Regions from separate parts of the Homo sapiens genome. Here region 1 is linked to region 2. Evidence: read pairs that join two places in POLR2A ChIA-PET (ENCODE). Cell type or tissue: PC-9. All regions are shown on one strand. Each heading gives the region's core, and the rest is flanking DNA. Links, peaks and the distances in the headings are about the cores only. Region 1 has its middle 47 kb from the start of FGGY-DT. Region 2 overlaps LINC01358 (long intergenic non-protein coding RNA 1358).

Region 1 (10,503 bases), core at 4,860-7,359, 220 kb before region 2:
AGAGGGCATCCCTGTCTTGCGCCAGTTTTCAAAGGGAATGCTTCCAGTTTTTGCCCATTCAGTATGATATTGGCTGTGGGTTTGTCATAGATAGCTCTTATTATTTTGAGATATGTCCCATCAATACCTAATTTATTGAGAGTTTTTAGCATGAAGCATTGTTGAATTTTGTCAAAGGCCTTTTCTGCATCTATTGAGATAATCATGTGGTTTTTGTCATTGGTTCTGTTTATATGGTAGATTATGTTTATCGATTTTTGTATGTTGAACCAGCCTTGCATCCCAGGGATGAAGGCCACTTGATCATGGTGGATAAGCTTTTTGATGTGCTGCTGGATTTGGTTTGCCAGTATTTTATTGAGGATTTTTGCATCGATGTTCATCAGGGATATTGGTCTAAAATTCTCTTTTTTTGTTGTGTCTCTGCCAGGGTTTGGTATCAGGATGATGCTGGCCTCATAAAATGCGTTAGGGAGGATTCCGTCTTTTCTATTGATTGGAATAGTTTCAGAAGGAATGGCACCAGCTCCTCTTTGTACCTCTGGTAGAATTTGGCTGTGAATCCGTCTGGTCCTGGACTTTTTATGGTTGGTAAGCTATTAATTATTGCCTCAATTTCAGAGCCTGTTATTGGTCTATTCAGAGATTCAACTTCTTCCTGGTTTAGTCTTGGGAAGGTGTATGTGTCCAGGAATTTATCCATTTCTTCTAGATTTTCTAGTATATTTGCATAGAGGTGTTTATAGTATTCTCTGATGGTAGTTTGTATTTCTGTGGGATTGGTGGTGATATCCCCTTTATCATTTTTTATTGCGTCTATTTGATTCTTCTCTCATTTCTTCTTTATTAGTCTTGCTAGCAGTCTATCAATTTTGTTGATCTTTTCAAAAAACCAGCTCCTGGATTCACTGATTTTTTGAAGGGTTTTTTGTGTCTCTATTTCCTTCAGTTCTGCTCTGATCTTAGTTATTTCTTGCCTTCTGCTAGCTGTTGAATGTGTTTGCTCTTGCTTCTCTAGTTCTTTTAATTGTGATGTTAGGGTGTCAATTTTAGATCTTTCCTGCTTTCTCTTGTGGGCATTTAGTGCTATAAATTTCCCTCTACACACTGTTTTAAATGTGTCCCAGAGATTCTGGTATGTTGTGTCTGTGTTCTCATTGGTTTCAAAGAAGATCTTTATTTCTGCCTTCATTTCGTTATGTACCCAGTAGTCATTCAGGAACAGGTTGTTCAGTTTCCATGTAGTTGAGTGGTTTTGAGTGAGTTTCTTAATCCTGAGTTCTACTTTGATTGCACTGTGGTCTGAGAGACAGTTTGTTATAATTTCTATTCTTTCACATTTGCTGAGGAGTGCTTTACTTCCAACTATGTGGTCAATTTTGGAACAGGTGTAGTGTGTTGCTGAGAAGAATGTATATTCTGTTGATTTGGGGTGGAGAGTTCTGTAGATGTCTATTAGGTCTGCTTGGTGCAGAGCTGAGTTCAATTCCTGGATATCCTTGTTAACTTTCTGTCTCATTGATCTGTCTAATGTTGACAGTGGGGTGTTAAAGTCTCCCTTTAATATTGTGTGGGAGTCTAAATCTCTTTGTAGGTCTCTAAGGACTTGCTTTATGAATCTGGGTGTTCCTGTATTGGGTGCATATATATTTAGGATAGTTAGCTCTTCTTGTTGAATTGATCCCTTTACCATTATGTAATGGCCTTCTTTGTCTCTTTTGATCTTTGTTGGTTTAAAGTCTGTTTTATCAGAGACTAGGATTGCAACCCCTGCCTTTTTTTGTTTTCCATTTGCTTGGTAGATCTTCCTCCATCCCTTTATTTTGAGCCTATGTGTGTCTCTGCATGTGAGATGGGTTTCCTGAATATAGCACACTGATGGGTCTTGACTCTTTATCCAATTTGCCAGTCTGTGTCTTTTAATTGGCACATTTAGCCCATTTACATTTTAGGTTAATATTTTTATGTATGAATTTGATCCTGTCATTATGATGTTAGCTGGTTATTTTGCTCGTTAGTTGATGCAGTTTCTTCCTAGTCTCGATGATCTTTACAATTTGGCATGATTTTGCAGTGGCTGGTACCAGTTGTTCCTTTCCATGTTTAGTGCTTCCTTCAGGAGCTCTTGTAGGGCAGGCCTGGTGGTGACAAAATCTCTCAGCATTTGCTTGTTTGTAAAGTATTTTATTTCTCATTCACTTATGAAGCTTAGTTTGGCTGGATATGAAATTCTGGATTGAAAATTCTTTTCTTTAAGAATGTTGAATATTGGCCCCCACTGTCTTCTGGCTTGGTGAATTTCTGCCGAGAGATCAGCTGTTAGTCTGATGGGCTTCCCTTTGTGGGTAACCCAACTTTTCTCTCTGGTTCCCCTTAACATTTTTTCCTTCATTTCAACTTTGGTGAATCTGACAATTATGTGTCTTGGAGTTGCTCTTCTTGAGGAGTATCTTTGTGGCGTCCTCTGTATTTCCTGAATTTGAATGTTGGCCTGCCTTGCTAGATTGGGTAAGTTCTCCTGGATAATATCCTGCAGAGTGTTTTCCCACTTGGTTCCATTCTCCCCGTCACTTTCAGGTAAACCAATCAGAGGTAGATTTGGTCTTTTCACATAGTTCCATATTTCTTGGAGGCTTTGTTCGTTTCTTTTTATTCTTTTTTCTCTAAACTTCTCTTCTCGCTTCATTTCATTCATTTGATCTTCCATCACTGATACCCTTTCTTCCAGTTGATCAAATTGGCTACTGAGGCTTGTGCATTTGTCATGTAGTTCTTGTGCCGTGGTTTTCAGCTCCATCAGGTCCTTTAAGGACTTCTCTGCAGTGGTTATTCTAGTTAGCCATTCATCTAATCTTTTTTCAAGGTTTTTAACTTCTTTGCTATGCGTTCAAACTTCCTCCTTTAGCTCGGAGAAGTTTGATTGTCTGAAGCCTTCTTCTCTCAACTCGTCAAAGTCATTCTCCATCCAGCTTTGTTCCGTCACTGGTGAGGAGCTGTGTTTCTTTGGAGGAGGAGAGACGCTCTGATTTTTAGAATTTTCAGTTTTTCTGCTCTGTTTTTCCCCCATTTTTGTGGTTTTATCTACCTTTGGTCTTTGATGATGGTGACGTACAGATGGGGTTTTGGTGTGGATGTCCTTTCTGTTTGTTAGTTTTCCTTCTAACAGTCAGGACCCTCAGCTGCAGGTCTGTTGGAGTTTGCCAGAGGTCCACTCCAGACCCTGCTTGCCTGGGTATCAGCAGCGGAGGCAGCAGAACAGCGAATATTGGTGAACAGCAAATGTTGCTGCTTGATGATTCCTCTGGAAGTTTGTGTCAGAGGAGTACCCAGCTGTGTGAGGTGCCAGACTGCCCCTGCTCGGGGGTGCCTCCCAGTTAGGCTACTCAGGGGTCAGCAACCCACTTGAGGAGGCAGTCTGTCTGTTCTCAGATCTCAAGCTGCATGCTGGGAGAACCACTACTCTCTTCAAAGCTGTCAGACAGGGACATTTAAGTCTGCAGAGGTTTCTGCTGCCTTTTGTTTGGCTATGCCCTGCCCCCAGAGGTGGAGTCTAAAGAGGCAGGCAGGCCTCCTTGAGCTGCGGTGGGCTCCACCCAGTTCGAGCTTCCCAGCCACTTTGTTTACCTACTCAAGCCTCGGCAATAGTGGCGCCCCTCCCCCAGCCTCACTGCTGCCTTGCAAATTGATCTCAGACTGCTGTGCTAGAAACGAGTGAGGCTCCGTCGGCATAGGACCCTCCAAGCCAGGCGCGGGATATAATCTCCTGGTTTGCCGTTTGCTAAGACTGTCGGAAAGTGCAGTATTAGGGTGGGAGTGACCCGATTTCCCAGGTGCTGTCTGTCACCCCTTTCCTTGGCTAGGAAAGGGAATTCCCTGACCCCTTGCACTTTCCAGGTGAGGCGATGCCTTGCCCTGCTTCAGCTCATGCTCAGTGCGCTGCACACACTGTCTTGCACCCACTGTCTGACAGTCCCCAGTGAGATGAACCCGGTACCTCAGTTGGAAATGCAGAAATCATTCGTCTTCTGCGTCACTCACGCTGGGAGCTGTAGACTGGAGCTGTTCCTATTTGGCCATCTTGGCTAGAGTCCAGTAATTACTATTTTCTAAATTGTATTTTCCTACATTTTTAAAAAGTTATGCAATAACATGTGAATCGCTATTATAATCTCTCTCATATATATATGACTATTATAATCTCTCTCTGTATATATTTTTCTTCCAGTTTTTACCTGAGATGTTAGAAGAGGGAATCAAGCATTTGGATGATTTAACTAACAAGTATTGAGTATCTTCCCTAGGCTAGACAGCTCTATCAATGAATTGCCTGCATATGATTGTGCTAGGTGCTGTAGATACAAAACATTGGACTGAGTTGCTATTAAAACTCATTTCTGATCTGGGTTCTTTGTCTCTCATTTCTATGACCAAAAAAAAAAAAAAAAAGCAGAAATTAGACATTATGTCACAGAGGAAAGGAAGCATAAAATAAATACTTTTTATTTTTAGCAGAAAGGGTAGACAAAATTTGGTTTGTGCCCAAGAATCAGTAGAATGGGCAGGCTTGCAATGTTCACTCCTGGGAAGGAATCTAGACATAAAAGTCCTTTCTGGAAGATAATCAGAGAGAGAGAGAGAGGGAGAGAGAGAGAGAGAAATAGTTCAGGGTGTTTTTGTAATTTATTGAGCTATTCTTTTAAGGTCTGGAGAGAGTACCCCTTCTTCCCACTGCATTTTAGTATCATTCCTGTCAACATAAACCCCACAAGGGTCATAGGCAGAGGAAAAAGTGTGTCTGTTTTTATTTGTTTGTGTTTCAGAAGCCAGAGGGAGAATAAATAAAAACTGCAGACCAAGAGAATAAAAGGCTATGGGAAGTAAGCAACGTCCAGGCTGATTGTGTCCTTGGGGATGGAGTCCTATTGGGCCTCTGTATGCTCCATGTCGTACATCTTTGGAATGACCTCAGGACTGAGTTTCTTGCTTTCAAAATTGGTTGCTCTGGGAGACAGCATGCTGACATCTGAAAAACTTGGGACTTGGATTCAGAGTGTCTGAGTCTTGGTCCAGGCTTTCACCCAAAAAAGTGGGGTGGCCTGAGCATGTTATTTATGCTGTTAGCTTCAGTTTCCACATCTCCAAAGTTGGGGGAAATAATATTTACCTGAAAGAGCTTGTCTGTGAATTAAATCTTCTGCCTTTTATGTTTCAATAGTTTCTTACTTTCTTGCAGAGAGAGCCCGCGTCCCTTGGTCTGACATATGAGGCCTTCAACTGACCCCACTCTCTTCTCATTCCACTCTGCTTTGAGTGTCCTGTGATCAGCCATACCTCAGAACTTGCATTATTCTTTCAGTGTTTTCTCACAGCCCTCATTCCTTTACACAAATAACTCCCTCTTCATGCAAAACCCCTTTCTGCATTATCTGGCTAACAAACTTCTCTTCCCTGAAAACTCAGCTTTTCTTTGGTAAGTCTTCCCTTGTTCCATAGGCCTAATTAATTGTGGCTTCTTTGCCAATCCGTTTCATCTGTGTAAACCTCCAATTTAGCAAGTATAATTATTTATGCATCTATCTTTCCTAGAAAATACAGAGTTCCTGTATTATAAATCTTCATTTCCCCAGTGAGTAATGTCCCATAACAAGTGATGAGCAAATGTAGGTCAAGTAAATACATACAATGTCAGGAGTTTGGAGGCAAAACATTTCTGATGAAATGTCAGAGAGAAGCAGAAAGACCAAAAATGAGGTCTAGATTCTGATGCTGGCTCTCATCTCAACAAGTCATCCTTTCTGGGCCTTGATTTTCTCATCTTAAAGCAAAAGGATAGCACCAGATATTCTCTAAGACTCTTGTCAACTCGAGTATCTTCTAATTGTTCTGCTTTTGTGAAACAGCAGAGATTCTACTTTTTTTGCTAAGGGACCCACATCTGAAGGCAGTTAGAAGTAACCACAAAGTAGGGTACAAGACAGAGACAGACTCTACTATAGTGGAAAGGGTGTTAGATTAGACTAGAAAATCAAGGTTTAAGTTTTGTCTCTACTGCTTCCTAACAACTATAAGATTTTGCTCAGATAAATTATTTCTTTTCTGGGAACTTTATTTCTCTCATTTGTGATATGGGAAGAATAAAGCTGTAGCAAAGGGCTTGTCAGGATTAAATTGGTAATACATACTATAATTCTGTCTACCCAAAACAGAGAATTGCTATTTTGATTATTATCACTCTCACCAATTTTGAGTTTTGAAAGGCCTACCTAAAAAACCAGAGGGGCTTTTTGAGAGTTTCTTAAAAAGAGATCATTGATGTTAAATTACTGGCCAGGAATTCACACTCCAAATTTTACAATCAAAGTCTTTACAATGTTCATTCCGCTAACTGCTTGATTCCACAGCTACAGCCCTCAACCACTCCAGCTTTGAAGTTAGGCATAAATTAGACCATCTTCAGCTTCTACATTGGGATGAAAATTATTCAGTGGTGAATTGTCTCATAAACTGTGATCAAATGTACCATCAAACAACACAATAGACATTGTAAGCAGTATAATAATTTCTCAGTGATGCTGGGATGGAGTGCGAGGGCTCCCAGGCCTCAGAGAAGCTGATACATATCTGCTCAAATAAAGTACTGTTTTCTTCTTGATTTCATTGAGAATAACCTCAGATGTCAACTGTGTATCTCTATGTCTGTGTATTTATATAAGCTAGTTTATGACTTATATAATCCAGGCACCAAAAAATATAAAGTATTTCACAATGTTTTTATGATGAGAGTTTAGAAGTATATGGCATTCTTGGCTCCCTCTTAGAATCCGTCTATTGACTTACAGCTGAACTTTCTGGATAACATGACAATACAGATGAGAGTAGCAGCCGCCCAATTGTCTACATGGACCCTTAGTACCACTCATCCCTCCTGTCCCTATTAAGAACACTGAGAAGCAGCAAGCTCATGGTCTGAAAGTCACAGGCGTCACTCTAAAATTCTTGCTGAGACTGTAGAATTGTAAGGCAGCCAGTAGGGTTCTGGGGTAAACCCCAGGCCCACAGAGAAGCTGGACTCTGAGGAAAGTGGTCACTTGACTTCCTCCCTCATCTCCTGTTCAACATATTCTTCCAGAGAAGTGGGAGAGGACACAGGGAAAAGAAAAAGGTGTGAGAGTCATTTCACAGTTTGTCAAGATAAGAATTTGTGCATGTAGGCCAGGCACAGTGGCTCACGCCTATAATCCCAGGACTTTGGGAGGCCAAGGCCAGTGGATCCCTTGAGGACAGGAGTTTGAGACTAGCCTAGCCAAAATGGTGAAACCCCATCTCTACTAAAAATACAAAAACTTAGCTGGGTGTGGTAGCAAGTGCCTGTAATCCCAGCTACTGGGGAGGCTGAGGAAGGAGAATTGTTTGAACCTGGGAGATGGAGGTTGCAGTGAGCTAAGACTGCATCACTGCACTCCAGCCTAGGTGACAGAGCAAGACTCCATCTTGAAAAAAAAAAAAAGAATTTATGCACCTAATCTTTTTAGCATAATAGCATCGGATTTATTATCTACTCATTTCAATAGATACTTGGCAAATACTGCTTTCTGTTAGTGATTGTGTTTTTATATACAAAATGTGAGTAGTATAGTATGATGGTGAAGAGCTCAGACTCTGAGATCAGAGAATTTGGGGCCAAATCCTGGCTCTGCCATTTATCAACTACATGACTTTGGGCAAGTTATAAAAGCTTATTGGTCTCAGTTTTTTATGTCTGTAAAGGGAGATAATCTTTTTCTCCTACCTCATAATTGTTATAAAGTTTCAGTGCCACAAAAGAAATAGCACTAGAATATCAAATTTTCTTTTTTCTTCTCAGCAAGGCAATTTACTTCTATAGAAGGGTGCACCCTCACAGATGGAGCAATGGTGAGCACACACCTGGACAAGGGAGGGAAAGGAATTCTTATTCCTGACGCATGTGGCTAACATAAGGATGCTATGATGACTAATGAGATATTACCTGTAAGGCACTTAGAATAATGTTCAGCACCTGGGAAAACTGGCTACCATAAGCAGAAAACTGAAACTGGACCCCTTCCTTACCCCTTATACAAAAATTAACACAAGATAGATTAGATACTTAAATGTAAAACCCAAAACCATAAAAACCCTAGAAGAAAATCTAGGCAATACCATTCAGGACATAGGCATGGGCAAAGATTTTATGATGAAATCACGAAAAGCAATTGCAACAAAAGCTAAAGTTGACAAATGGGATCTAATTAAACTAAAGAGCTTCTGCACAGCAAAATAAACCATCATCAGAGTGAACAGGAAACCTACAGAATGGGAGAAAATTTTTGCCGTCTACCTATCTGACAAAGGTCTAATATCCTGAATTTACAAGGAACTTAAACAAATTAACAGGAAAAAAAACAAACAACCCAATCAAAAAGTGGACAAAGGACATGAAGAGATACTTCTCAAAAGAAGACATTTATGCAGCCAACAAACATATGAAGAAAAGCTCAACATCACTGATCATTAGAGAAATGCAAATCAAAACCACAATGAGATACCATCTCATGCCAGTTAGAATGGCGATTATTAAAAAGTTAAGAAATAACAGATGCTGGCGAGGCTGTGGATAAATAGGAACACTTTTACACTGTTGGCGGGAATGTAAATTAGTTCAACCATTGTGGAAGACAGTGTAGTGATTCCTCGGGGGTCTAGAACCAGAAATACCATTTGATCCAGCAATCCCATTATTGAGTATATATGCAAAGGAGTATAAATCATTCTACTATAAAGACACATTCACATGTATGTTTATTATAGCACCATTTACAATAGCAAAGACATGGAACCAACCCAAAAGCCCATCAGTGATAGACTGCATAAAGAAAACATGGTATATATACATCATCAAATACTATGCAGCCATAAAAAGGAATGAGATTATGTTTCTTTGCAGGAACATGGGTGAAGCTGGGAGCCATCATTCTTAGCAAACTAACACAGGAACAGAAAACCAAACACCACATGTTCTCACTCATAAGTGGGAGCTGAACAATGAGAACACATGGACACAGGGAGGGGAACAACACACACCGGGGCCTGTCATGGGCAGCAAGGGGTGGGAGAGCATCGGGACAAAGAATTAATGCATGCGGGGCTTAATACCTAGATCATGGGTTGGTAGGTACAGCAAACCACTATAGCATATGTTTACCTATGTAACAAATCTGCATGTTCTGCACATGTATCCAAAACTTAAGGTAAAAAAAAAAGAAAAAATAATGCTCAGTACCTAGATTTTTTCAGTGGCTATCAGCTGCTTATTATTCTACCTTGTGAGCTTCTTAAGGGCAAGGACTATGAATTCATTCATTCAACAAACAATTACCAAGTATGTACTATGTGCCAGGCATTGGATTTACGGAGATGGTTAGCACACTAGTACCTGACAACAGAGTCTAGTGGAAATCAATAGGTACTTTTCTACAAATATGGAGATGAGTCCTATGTGAGGTATGTAGAAGATAATAAGGGACCTCAGTGTTACAATGATTAATTTTGTCCAAGAGAGCCAAGAAGAATTCAACCTTGAAGTTGGAAAGGCATATACCAGATTCAAAAGGCAGAGAGAACTTTCTAGGGGAAGTGCATGTTAGATACTTACACATATCTGTGTATGTGTGTATACACATAGGAATATATATACATATATATATATTCAAGATTGAACATATGTATACATATGGAATATTGTTAAATCATCTCTGAGAGATATGATTTTAAATTTCCCATTATGACTACAGATTTGCTGATCTGTCAGTATTTGTCCTATAAGTTTTTAGTCAATATTAGGTAAATACAAGTTTATGACTGTTATATCTTCCTGGAGGAGGTTCTTTTCATTATTATCTAGTATTTTCTATTTTTACTAATGCTTTTTTTCTTAATTTGTTTTTGGTCAAATACTAATATCGTTACCAGCTTTATTTGATTCATATGTTACATCTTGTTTCATACAATTTAGTTTCAATCTTTGGGCCATTTTGTTTTGAATATGTCCCTTTCATGAAGTGTATAGCCAAATGACCTAAAAATCTAATGTGATAATCTCTAGCTTTTAATAAATGAATTTAATTCATTTACCATTATTTTGATTACTACTTTTTGGATATATTTTTACCATTTTATTTTATTTCTTTTTTCTTCTTACTAATGAATATCATTTGATGGTTCTTAAAACAAGTCTTTATAGGTAGAAAATACTCTTCTTTTGTGAATCTGAATATGATTTTATTTTTCTTACTTCTTTTTATGGTCTGAACTGTGTTTCTCCCCCACACCCAAATTTATATGTTGAAGTTCTAACCCCCAGTCCTTACAATGTGACTGTTTAGAGCTAGATCCTGTAAAGGGGGTGATTAAGTAAAAATGAGGCTGTTTTAATCCAATATGACCATATTTTAATCCAATATGACCAGTGCCCTTTTAAGAAAA
Region 2 (10,503 bases), core at 3,187-5,686:
ATAAATGAGATTAGTATCTTTATATTAAAAAAAAAGGACCAAGGGACTATCTTTGCCTCTTCTGCCATGTGAGGATGTATAGAAGGTGCCATCTATGAGGAAAGGGCTCTCACCAGACACTGAATCTGCCAGCACCTTGATTTTAGGTTTCCCGGCTTCCAAAACTGAGAGAAATAAATATTTGTTGTTTATAAGCCTCTCAGTTTATGATATTTTGTCATAGCAGCCCAAACCGACTAAGATAGAGTTTCTATCCATAGAAGGTGCCATGTTTTCTGGCAGATGCACCTGTCCTCATTGGAGCAAAGAAGGGCCTCTGCCTACAAGCAGCCAATGGAAGTCTGGCAGGCAGCTGGGGAGAGCTTGTGTGGTCCACTGCCCCACTGGAGCCTGGGTGATTTCACTGGATGATCAGAGTCTCTCTTGGAAATTTGAACCGTCAATAGGGGAGAGTTTGTAACAGCTGAGAGATGAAGTCAAAGGCGTTCTTGTTCCCCAATTCTTGTTGCTTGTACTGTCCTCAACACATTCCTGTGGTGGAAAGGGAGAGAGAGGTGACCAGTCTTATGCCTCTCCCAAGTGGCTGCTGTGCCACTCACTGTTCAGATTGCTTCCTACCTCATGGGAGAGTGGAGGCGCGGTGGCAGGGGGACCTGCCTCTCCATTCATTCGTTTAACAATTATTGAACACCTCATTATTGCTAGACACAAAGGCCATTAACACTTGGTCCCTGATATTAGGTGCTTACACCTTAGCAGAGGAGACAGAGGCAACAAAAGAGATAATTATATTGCCATTGCCACTTAATAATTATAATGATGAAGAAAGGCAACAGATATTGTTGGGACACTAGGAAAAGATACATATCCATATGGAAAACCTGAGAATAAGTGCGAAACAATGCTTCCTGGAGGAGGTGTTGCCTGAACTGAGTTTTAAAGGGATGAGCAGGACTTCTTCATTCACCAAGTGAAGAGCAAGGGAAGGGCTTTCCAGACTTGATCAAAGGACATGGCTGAGGACCAGCATGGCAGGTGTGGAGGTACTGCAGACAGTTTGGTCGCTATATGAATTGTAAGTGAGGCGGGGCACAGCAAGAAGGAGGCTGAACCTGGTTAGCCCGGCTAAGGAGCTTATACCTCATTTGCCAGGCCAGCTCTCACACACTGGTACTCAAGGCCAGGCATGGAATCTCAGGACAAACTTTATTTGGCCCATAGAAGGTTTTACAGAATTCTGAGTTTGGATGCCTTTAGACAGCCAATCTCCATTTCACCGCAATCCCCACTGCTCCCCATTGCCTACCTATGGACCCGGCACTCATTTCTGTTTCCTCCTGCCTTCTGTAGACTCTAACGATGTGGTGCCTGCTCTGGGGAGTGGAGAGTCTCTGAAGGGTTTCCACCAGGTGATAAGCATGATCATGCCTTTGCTTTACAAAGATTCCCTTGGTGATGATGCAGAGGAGGATGGAGGGGTATCATGGAGACAGACGAGTCCTTTTGGAGGCTGTTGCAATAATCCAGGCAAAAGATGTCAAGGGCCTGCAATTGTGTCCTGGAAGAAAGCATAGTAGGCATGGCAGGATAACCCCACCATCACCCATTGCGGACCCTTGAGGCCTGGGGAAATATGGGAGAAGGTGGTGGGCCTGGAGCTAGCAATTCTATGTCGAGGACCACTTTAAATGACAGACTGTTGTAAGCATCCCTAACCTACTGAGCACCTACTATACCCAAAGGTATGACATTCATAGTCTTCTGTAATTATCCCAACAACCCTGTGGAGCTATTGCTGCCCCTCCCTGCACTATTCTAAGGCTCAAAGAGCTTTCAAGTAGCTCCCACAAAGGATCCTTGCTAAGCGGTTGTCCTGGAATTCAGAGTGAGAATTATGCGATTGCAAGGCTGGGGTTTTGTTCACTACAAGATACCTGTGTGGGTTTATCCTGATGTCATCAGAGTCCAGAGGCCACATTGGACCAGAGTGGTATTTGAGGAGTGTGACCCAGTAGGGGATCAGTATGGACTTTGGCAATTCCCTGACTGAGAAAAAAATAACTGAGAGAAAACTACCCAAGAGGACAAGATGAGAATGTGCATTTGGAGCTTGTTTATTTGGCTTGGAGTCTTAGTCCATCTGGGCTGCTGTAACAAACACCATAGACTAAATTTATTTCTCATGGTTCTGGATGCTGGGAAGTCTAGGATCAAGGTGCCAGCAGATTTGATGTCTGGCAAAAGCCTATTTTCTTTTTCATACGTAGAGCCTTCTAGCTGTGTCCTCACATGGTACAAGGGGCTAGCTAGCTCTCTGGGCCCTCTTTTATAAGGCACTAATCCCAGTTGTGAGGGCTCCACCTTCTAATAGCATTACCATGGGGGTCAGGATTTCAGAATATGAATTTTGGGGGACATAAACATTCAGACCACAGTACTTGGCAAACACCCCTCTACTTTTTCCTCAGAAGATTAGGAAAAGTTTCAAGTTTATTTACACATTAGAACACAAATGCCAAAGCAAGGCTAGATGTTGTACTTTGGGGTCTGCTGGCTATAAAATCTCTGAAGGAGAAACCAGGCTGGAGAGGGCCTCAAGTGGACGGGCCTGGGAGCTCCAGTCCCTAGCTCTGTTCTCTCTGTTCCCCTCCACCAGCTTTAAGGGGAATTAGAAAACCACCTCTATGTCCCAAATGCCAAGCACTCAAAGTCAGTGGTTCTCAAAGTGTGGTTTCCCAACTCGTAGCATCTACACCACCTGAGAACTTGCTTGACCAAATTCTCAGGCCCTACCCAGACCTCCTGATATGGTTTGGCTCTGTGTCCCCACCCAAGTCTCACCTTGAATTGTAATCTCCATAATCCCAACGTGTCAAGGGCAGGACCAGGTAGAGTAATTGAATCACGGGGGTGGTTTTCTCCATGCTGTTCTCGTGATAGTGAGTGCATCTCACAATATCTAATGGTTTTATAAGTGTCTGGCATTTCCCCTGCTTGCACTCATTTTCTCTACTGCCACCCTGTGAAGAGTTGCCTTCCGCCATGATTGTAAGTTTCCTGAGGTCTCCCTAGCCATGCAGAACTATGAGTCAATTAAATCTCTTTTCTTTATGAATAACCCCGTCTTGGGTATTTCTTCATAGCAGCATAGGAATGGACTAACACACTTCCTGAATCAGAAACTCAGGGGATGAGGCCCATCAATCTGTGTTTCAACAAGACTTCCAGGGACTGCGATGTGCACTCAAGTTTGAGAACTACACCAGTAAGTGATAATAAATATGACAACATATTTTTTTGAATGCTTTAATGAACCTTATCTATTTTCCTTGCAATGCCCTGGGCTTCCTCCAAATGAGTAAAGAATTTCTGCAAAGTCACTTAGGGTTCAGCAGAATCCCAGGTGTGGCCAAAGAATGTGCATGGGCAGGTAGACCATCAGTAGGTTAGAACTCAAGTCCCATGATGGCTTTGAAAAAAAATTGATGTTGCTTGATCTGATCTCAGCTTCCAGGGCACCTCTTCAGGGAAGGCTTCCCTGAGCTTCCTGGGCTAAGGTAGAAGCTCCTGTCACATTTTCCCAGAAGCATTCCAAATTTCTGCTTCATCATCACAGTGCTCATCATACTGCAAAAGGTCTATCTGTTTAATCATCTGCTTCCTTCACCCTAAGCTTTTTTTTTTTTTTTTTTTTTTTTTTTTTTTGAGACGGAGTCTCGCTCTGTTATCCAGGCTGGAGTGCAGTGGCTCCATCTCCGCTCACTGCAAGCTCCGCCTCCTTGGTTCATGCCATTCTCCTGCCTCAGCCTCCTGAGTAGCTGGGACTACAGCCACCCGCCACCACACCCGGATAATTTTTTGTATTTTTAGTAGAGACGGGGTTTCACCCTGTTAGCCAGGATGGTCTCGATCTCCTGACCTAGTGATCCTCCCGCCTCAGACTCCCAAAGTGTTGGGATTACAGGCATGAGCCACTGCGCCTGGCCACCCTAAGCTTAGTGAGGGCAGAGACTCTGGTATTCTTGTCCTTGAATCCCTGGAATCTAGCAGAAGGACACTTAGTAAATATGCATTTAGTTAGTTGAACACCAAGCTCACCTTTGCCTGTGGGGCCTTATGCTATCCCTCAGCCTGAATTCTTTCTCCCCAGATTCTGTGTGGCTTGTTTAGCTTCTCATTCCAACCATAGCTGCTAGGTCATCATCTGTTGACCACCCAACCCAACCCGGGCACTACGTTGGTCTCTACCATCCCCAACACTTTGTATTCAACACGGCACTTGATCACTGTTCCATAGTCTGCTGATTATTTTATGTTCTGACTCCTACTTCCTAGAGTGCAAGTTCCCTAGTCAGGGGCTGGTCTATCTTGCTCAACTCCACCCTCAGCACATTAAATCCCTCAGTAAATGATTTTTGAATGATGCATGACTTTTTACTGACTCATTTGTCAAAACACTCTGACATTATCTATGTATGATCATTTTAGAGATTGAGGAAAATAAACTCAAGAACTGGTGACTTGCCCAGGTCACACTACTGGTGGGTAGCAAAACAGCAGCTAGAATCTATAGCTTCTGGCTTTCCAGCCAGTCCTTGTTCCACTACATTCATTACTTCTTTGCTGGACTGAAAAGCTTAGGACTTTTCCTGTAAGTAATACGGAGCCATTGAAGATCTGAAGTTTCAAGGAAGTGGTAGGATGGATTCTCTTTTACTATAAGGTAAGTGCCTCCCTCTCCCATTTTGCCACATTGACTGATCTTATTTCAAAGCCATCTGTTTTTCCACCTGGGGGTCACAAAGTTACTGCCTCACACCATAAATCCACCGTTGGCATTTCCGTGCAGCTGTGTTAGTTGACAGCTCTGCATCACCAGCTCTGTGAAGATGTGGGAAAGCTGGTGCTGTCAGATTCCATCAGCAGAAGATAACCTGTGATTGCTGATGGTTGCACTAATTTACCTGCACTGTCGGGGAGGCCCTTCTGCCCTGTCTGGCATTTCCAGGGAAAGGTACAGTGGAGATAGAGACGTCACTTCAGGAGGCAGCTGATTTATGTCAGAGGATTAATATGACCCTATATCAAGTTCAAGTTTTGGTCAATCAACTCAGAGCCTCATAAACTTTAGAGAAAGGTAACCCCTTTGCTGTTACTTTGGCCCAAAAGAAGAGCACCAATCTTCATTAAAACATGTTTGATAACTGCACAAGGGGGAAAGGATTGATTAAACCAAGTGTAGTACTTTCATAGGATGGAATATTATGTGGCTATTAACATTTGACTTAAAAATAGGTAGAAATAACTGGATTCTTATAATAAATTGGTTAGAAAAATTGGTTACAAAATGTAAAGCACCAAATGAGCCTATGTTTGTTTTGGAAAAGTATAGATGGATAAATGAATGGGTGGATGAATAAAAAGATCATCGATATGTAAACAAATGTATAGTTAGATGGACAGACAGATGATTAAGATAGAAAGACACCAAAGAAAGCGTGGAAAGGCCAACATAAATATGTTAATAGTGGTTATATCTGGATGGCGGGATTAAGAGCAACTTTAAAAATCACTTACCTTTATTTCCTGGTTATTTAATAATAAACTTATATTGCTTTTGTTAACACAAAAGCATAGCTATTAATAACAACAATTCTAATATTCGGAATCAAGAGCTCATCTTTTACCTATGCGTCCTCTTTATACCCTCTTTACTCTTGTTACATGAATGTTCATAATACCCATTCATTCATCCATCCATCCATCCATCCATCCATCCAACCATCCAGGAGGTAGAATCTATCTGGACTTCAGGATGGTATTTAAATAATCCCTCAAGAAAGTTTTATATTGATTTCAGTTCCTCTCATGCCTCTGGGCTATTTTATTCTTCTTGTTGTTGTTACTCTTCTAGACCATGGAGCCCCTTTCTATATCCCATCATGCCAGCCTTTGTACTCTTGGTCAATTTCTACTCACGCTCTAAGACTTTCTTCAGACCTCACCTTTCCCTCTTTCCTCTTGTTGCTTTCATCCCCTCCTTCTACTCCCTCCTCCCTCATGGCCTTTGTTCTCCAATTGCACCTTGTACTTTGTACTCTGCCACCCTTTGTACCCCCGGTCAATTTCTACTCACGCTATAAGACTTTCTTCAGACCTCACCTTTCCCTCTTTCCTCTTGTTGCTTTCATCTCCTCCTTCTACTCCCTCCTCCCCCATGGCCTTTGTTCTCCAATTGCACCTTGTACTTTGTACTCTATTTGAAACTTTCCAATATGTATAGTTATTATCTATGTACTTGCTGTCTCTTGATTAGACTTGGTGCTTCCTGATGCAGAGACTATGTCTTTCATCTCTGCACTCAGGGCCTAACTGCCTAGTAAAAGCTAGTCTGCTTCTCTCACAAGTATGTTTCTGTCAGCCTAAACAGAAGATTGACCAACAACCTTTATACCATTCATTTAATCAACAGGCACTTACTAAGCATCTACTATATCCGAACCACAGAGATTAGTAAGACACAGTTTCTTCCTCCAGGGGCTCACAGCCAGGTTGGGGAGGCAGACATGGGCACATGAAAAAGAACCATAAACAGGCCGCCATAGGATGTCAGAGTCCTATTTCAGCCTAGAGAGAGGGCCTTCTAGGAGTTCAAGAGACCCCTATAGGCTGTCTGGACAGGGGAGAGACTAGATGGCAGGGGGAGGCAGTTAAGGTTTGAACAGAGACTTCAAAGAAGAGAAAGAGAATTTAGACAAACACGAGGGATGAGGGATGGCATTCCAGGTAGGGGGCACTGTGTGGCAAAGGAGCAGAGGTGGTGGGCTCCTGGCTTGTTATGAGTGTCCAGGCTGTGGGAGCTGAAAGGGCATCAGAATTAGTGTCAGCCCCTGGGGTTATGTCTAGCTAGGATCATTTAGAAGCAGTGCGACTTCTCAGAGCCTCAGCTTCTTCACCCATGAATTAAATATTAAATTATCTGCTTTATCTGTCCTATAGGGAAGTTGGGAGAATCCAGTGACTCACGGTGTGTGGAAATTTTTTGTAAATTGTAAAACAATACACTTATGTAATTCACAGAATAAGAATAATCAGCAATATGGCTGGAGGAAGGGATTTATAAGGAAAGAAAACACTTAGGCATGTTGGAATATTTAGAGCAGGGTTTGGGGAAGGCCTTAAAGATTCTGACTCTGACTTTTCCATTTAGCTCTCATGATCCCCAGTACCATTTCTCTTGTGAATTCATTGATCTGGTCCAGCCTGGGTTAGGTGCCCCACCTCATGTTCCCAATATCCCACTTACTTAGTAAGATAGCCTTTTAATTTCTGTTAACATCTATCTTCCCAGCCAGGCTGGGAGTTCATTGAAAGCACACATCTTACTTTATTCATTTTGTAGCCTCAGTGTCTAGCACATTATCTGGCACACAGTCGGGATTCAGTAGATGTCTGTTAGTGATAACTGTTTTAATGGCTACTCTTCATGAAGCGCTTACCAGTTGGCAGTCATTTTGATAAGCACTAAACAAGAATTTGCTCATCATCACAACAACCCTTATTCCCATTTTGCAAATAGAAAAAGTGAGTCATAGGAGGCTTAAATAACTCAGTCAGTTTCACTCAACACATGAGCATTGGAGCTAGAATTTAAGCTGAGGTCCTGAGGTTTCTGAGTGCCATATGTTTCTTGTGAATTCATTCACTCATTCATTCCACCAATAATGATCGTGTGCCTGTCTCGTGCCAGGAACCATTACAGGCTGAAGGAATGTGTCTGGAAGAAGTGATAAATGGGATATCAGATAATCTCATGCTCGGTGAAAATGTGAAACGTATGTGTGACCAAAGTACAGAGCATCCCAGAGGTGTGGGCAACTCAGCTGCGGGTGGGGGTGGAGAGAAGCCTCCAAGAGAAGAGGAAGAGAGCCAAGGGCATTCCATCCAGGTAGAAGAAAGGGCAAGTGGGAGGACACCAGGGTGGGGTGTAGCAAGTTGAGTCTGGATGTTGCAGTGAGTCTTCCTGATTAGACAGTGTACTTCTTGAAGGTGGAAACCGTGTCTTAAACATCTCCACTTTCATAACCCTGCACAATGCCTGCATCTGGTTGCTCAGTGAAAGCTTGGTGGATGACTGAGATGGGTTTCTACATTTTGAAAACAGAGCAAACCTCAAATTTCAGAAGAACACTAGAAGGCCGCACGAGAAAATGACTCCAATTTGCAAGGGGCAGCCAAGCATTACCAGAAGGAAATGAATTTGTGTATTTACTAAGAATCTCTTTGCTTGGCTCAGAATATCCTCAGATCTCCATCTCAAACCTGCTCTCCTGTTAAGAGAATGCACGACAAATTCTGTCTAAAGTACTTTGGCTTTTGCAAGTTGCTAGGATATTAATATATTTATCCACAACCACAGACACTTGGCTCAAGAACAGCCCACTCAGCCCTCACTTGAGGCTAGATCATGGGGATTCAATCAACATGAGGTCCTGAAGGGGCTTTTAAGTCAGCCAGGGACGTGGTCATTGCTTGGAGGTGCCACAGCTGAAGTTTTTCTCCAGGTTTGGTGATAAGAAGTTATTTTTGTTAAGTTGATTTGCTTTGGCCTCTTTTGAGGCTTCATATTCAGTTGTGATTTGCACCTGCCTTTTTTAACCTAAAAACACATGTGAAGGAGAGGAATGGAGGCATATTTTCCCACTCCACAGTCCCTGGGCTTCCAAAATGGGGATGCTTTGGGTCTAGATGTCCTCAAGGAAAATAGGACACTTGGGTTTCGGGGCTCATTACGTGGATGTGAAGGAAATATGGCCTAGAACCTGTTGATATTGTAGCCCAAGGGTCACATACTAGAAGACCACTACCTCTACAATGATTTCAGTGGTGGGCGTGGGGAGGGGAAGGGAACAGGCAGGGCTGTCTTTTGTTAAACTGTAGGATATAGGGATGACTCATGACCTATACAGGGCCAGGCATTTAGCTTTCACATGCCTCAAACACAAATCAATTTGACTACACAAGGGGAAAGCAAAATAAACTCACTTCCTGATTATTTTTTCTTTGGAGGGGGGTCTTGCCTTGTTACCCAGGCTGGAGTGTAGTGATGCAATCATGCCTCACTGCAGCCTTGACCTCCAAGGCTCAAGAGATCCTCACACCTCAGCCTTCCGAGTAGCTGGGACCACAAGCATACACCACCATGCCAGGCTATTTTTTTTTTTTTGGGGGGGGGAGACAAAGTCTTGCTATGTTTCCCAGGCTGGTCTTGAACTTTGGGCTCAAGCAATCCTCCCTCCTCAACCTCCCAAAGTGTTGGGATAACAGGCATGAGCCACCATGCCCAGACCTATTCTTTTTTTTTTTTTTTTTGAAGAGCTGCAACCTTCTGTTGGCATCACCAACAAGCATCATTTTTTGAGGCTCTCTTCATATAGACCCTGAGACTACAAAGGCCAGCACTGGTTCCTACCTATCGTGGTTGTATAATAAGTCACAAAGGTGTGCCATCCCACATTCCCACAGAGATGATAAAAAAGAATCTTCCCTCTGACTAAACTTATTACTTAAATGGATAAGTGATTGTCTATCAAATTATTGGCAGCAAGAGTGGCTTAATATCAATACTTCTGAAACTTTATTTTGAGCTGGCAACTACAAAAACATAACTGTCTCATAGCCCATAACCCTTACAATAGCTCAAGTTTTTTTCCTGGTAACTTTAGTAATATAATTGGCAACTAATTTAACCTGGAAGATTTATTGGCAAGTTATATCGCTCAAAACTGCATGTTTATGTCATAGTTTTAACTATAACTTAAAATAATTCTGTATAATGAAATGGGGGATATATATGGGAATAAATTCTATGCCATTGATTTCAATTTGATTTTCCAAATTGTAATGTTTGCCTTTGTGCTATAGGAATAGGATTAAATGGGATAAGACTAGAATTTATAAGGGCTGTATAAGAGGGGAGGGCAGAGATGAAACAACGAGGGTTATGATGATAGTGAATAGCAAAGAGTGAATTCTGTATGTTTTTGCTGTGGCACTGAAGTGAAGAGATACTAGCTTTGGCTGTTCACAAAATAGGACATCATGATTTTCAGTGTTTGAGAGAAAATTGATGGAAAAAGTTTGCAGTACTTGACGTGTATTTGCATGCACAAAATAAAATTATTTGTCCACCTTAAAAAAAAACTGCATGTTCCATGACACTTTACTAAAATATTTATTAGTGGACAGATAACTCCTACTTTAAAAAGTGTTCAGGTCTAAATCATTTGACTATACTCAGTGGTTTATATGAGCTTTCCCCAAAGCTTCCTTTGCCAAACAGAGTCCCCCAAGAAGATCATATGTGTAGAGGAGATCAGTTATCTGACTAACTCTGTGCTTGGTTTTGGCCATGAGGCTGCACAGAATCAAACGGATCATTCATTGATAAACATCATGAGGGTTCTTATAATTTTTTCTGAACATCCTGATTTATGTCTCATA

What was found. ChIA-PET counts read pairs that join two places held together with the same protein. Peaks named below come from ENCODE experiments on the same cell type or tissue, not always from the same donor. Only the 100,000 strongest peaks of a DNase experiment are listed, where the experiment ranks them.
Region 1: POLR2A ChIA-PET joins it to region 2 with 5 read pairs; 2 of 35 experiments call an interaction of 5 or more read pairs at or near these places.

The regions. Positions count from the first base shown.
Region 1 is chr1:59,244,405-59,254,907 of GRCh38, reverse strand. No RefSeq gene overlaps it. Among named protein-coding and RNA genes, the nearest start is that of FGGY-DT, 47 kb to the left of the region's middle. In PC-9, for the core only: no CTCF peak of the experiment used is centred there; no DNase peak of the experiment used is centred there.
Region 2 is chr1:59,023,916-59,034,418 of GRCh38, reverse strand. All of the region lies in intron 2 of LINC01358 (long intergenic non-protein coding RNA 1358), which reads right to left. Among named protein-coding and RNA genes, the nearest start is that of LINC01358, 8.7 kb to the right of the region's middle. RefSeq lists an enhancer at 7,777-7,836. In PC-9, for the core only: no CTCF peak of the experiment used is centred there; a DNase peak (open chromatin) is centred at 4,438; H3K27ac peaks cover 1,504 bases.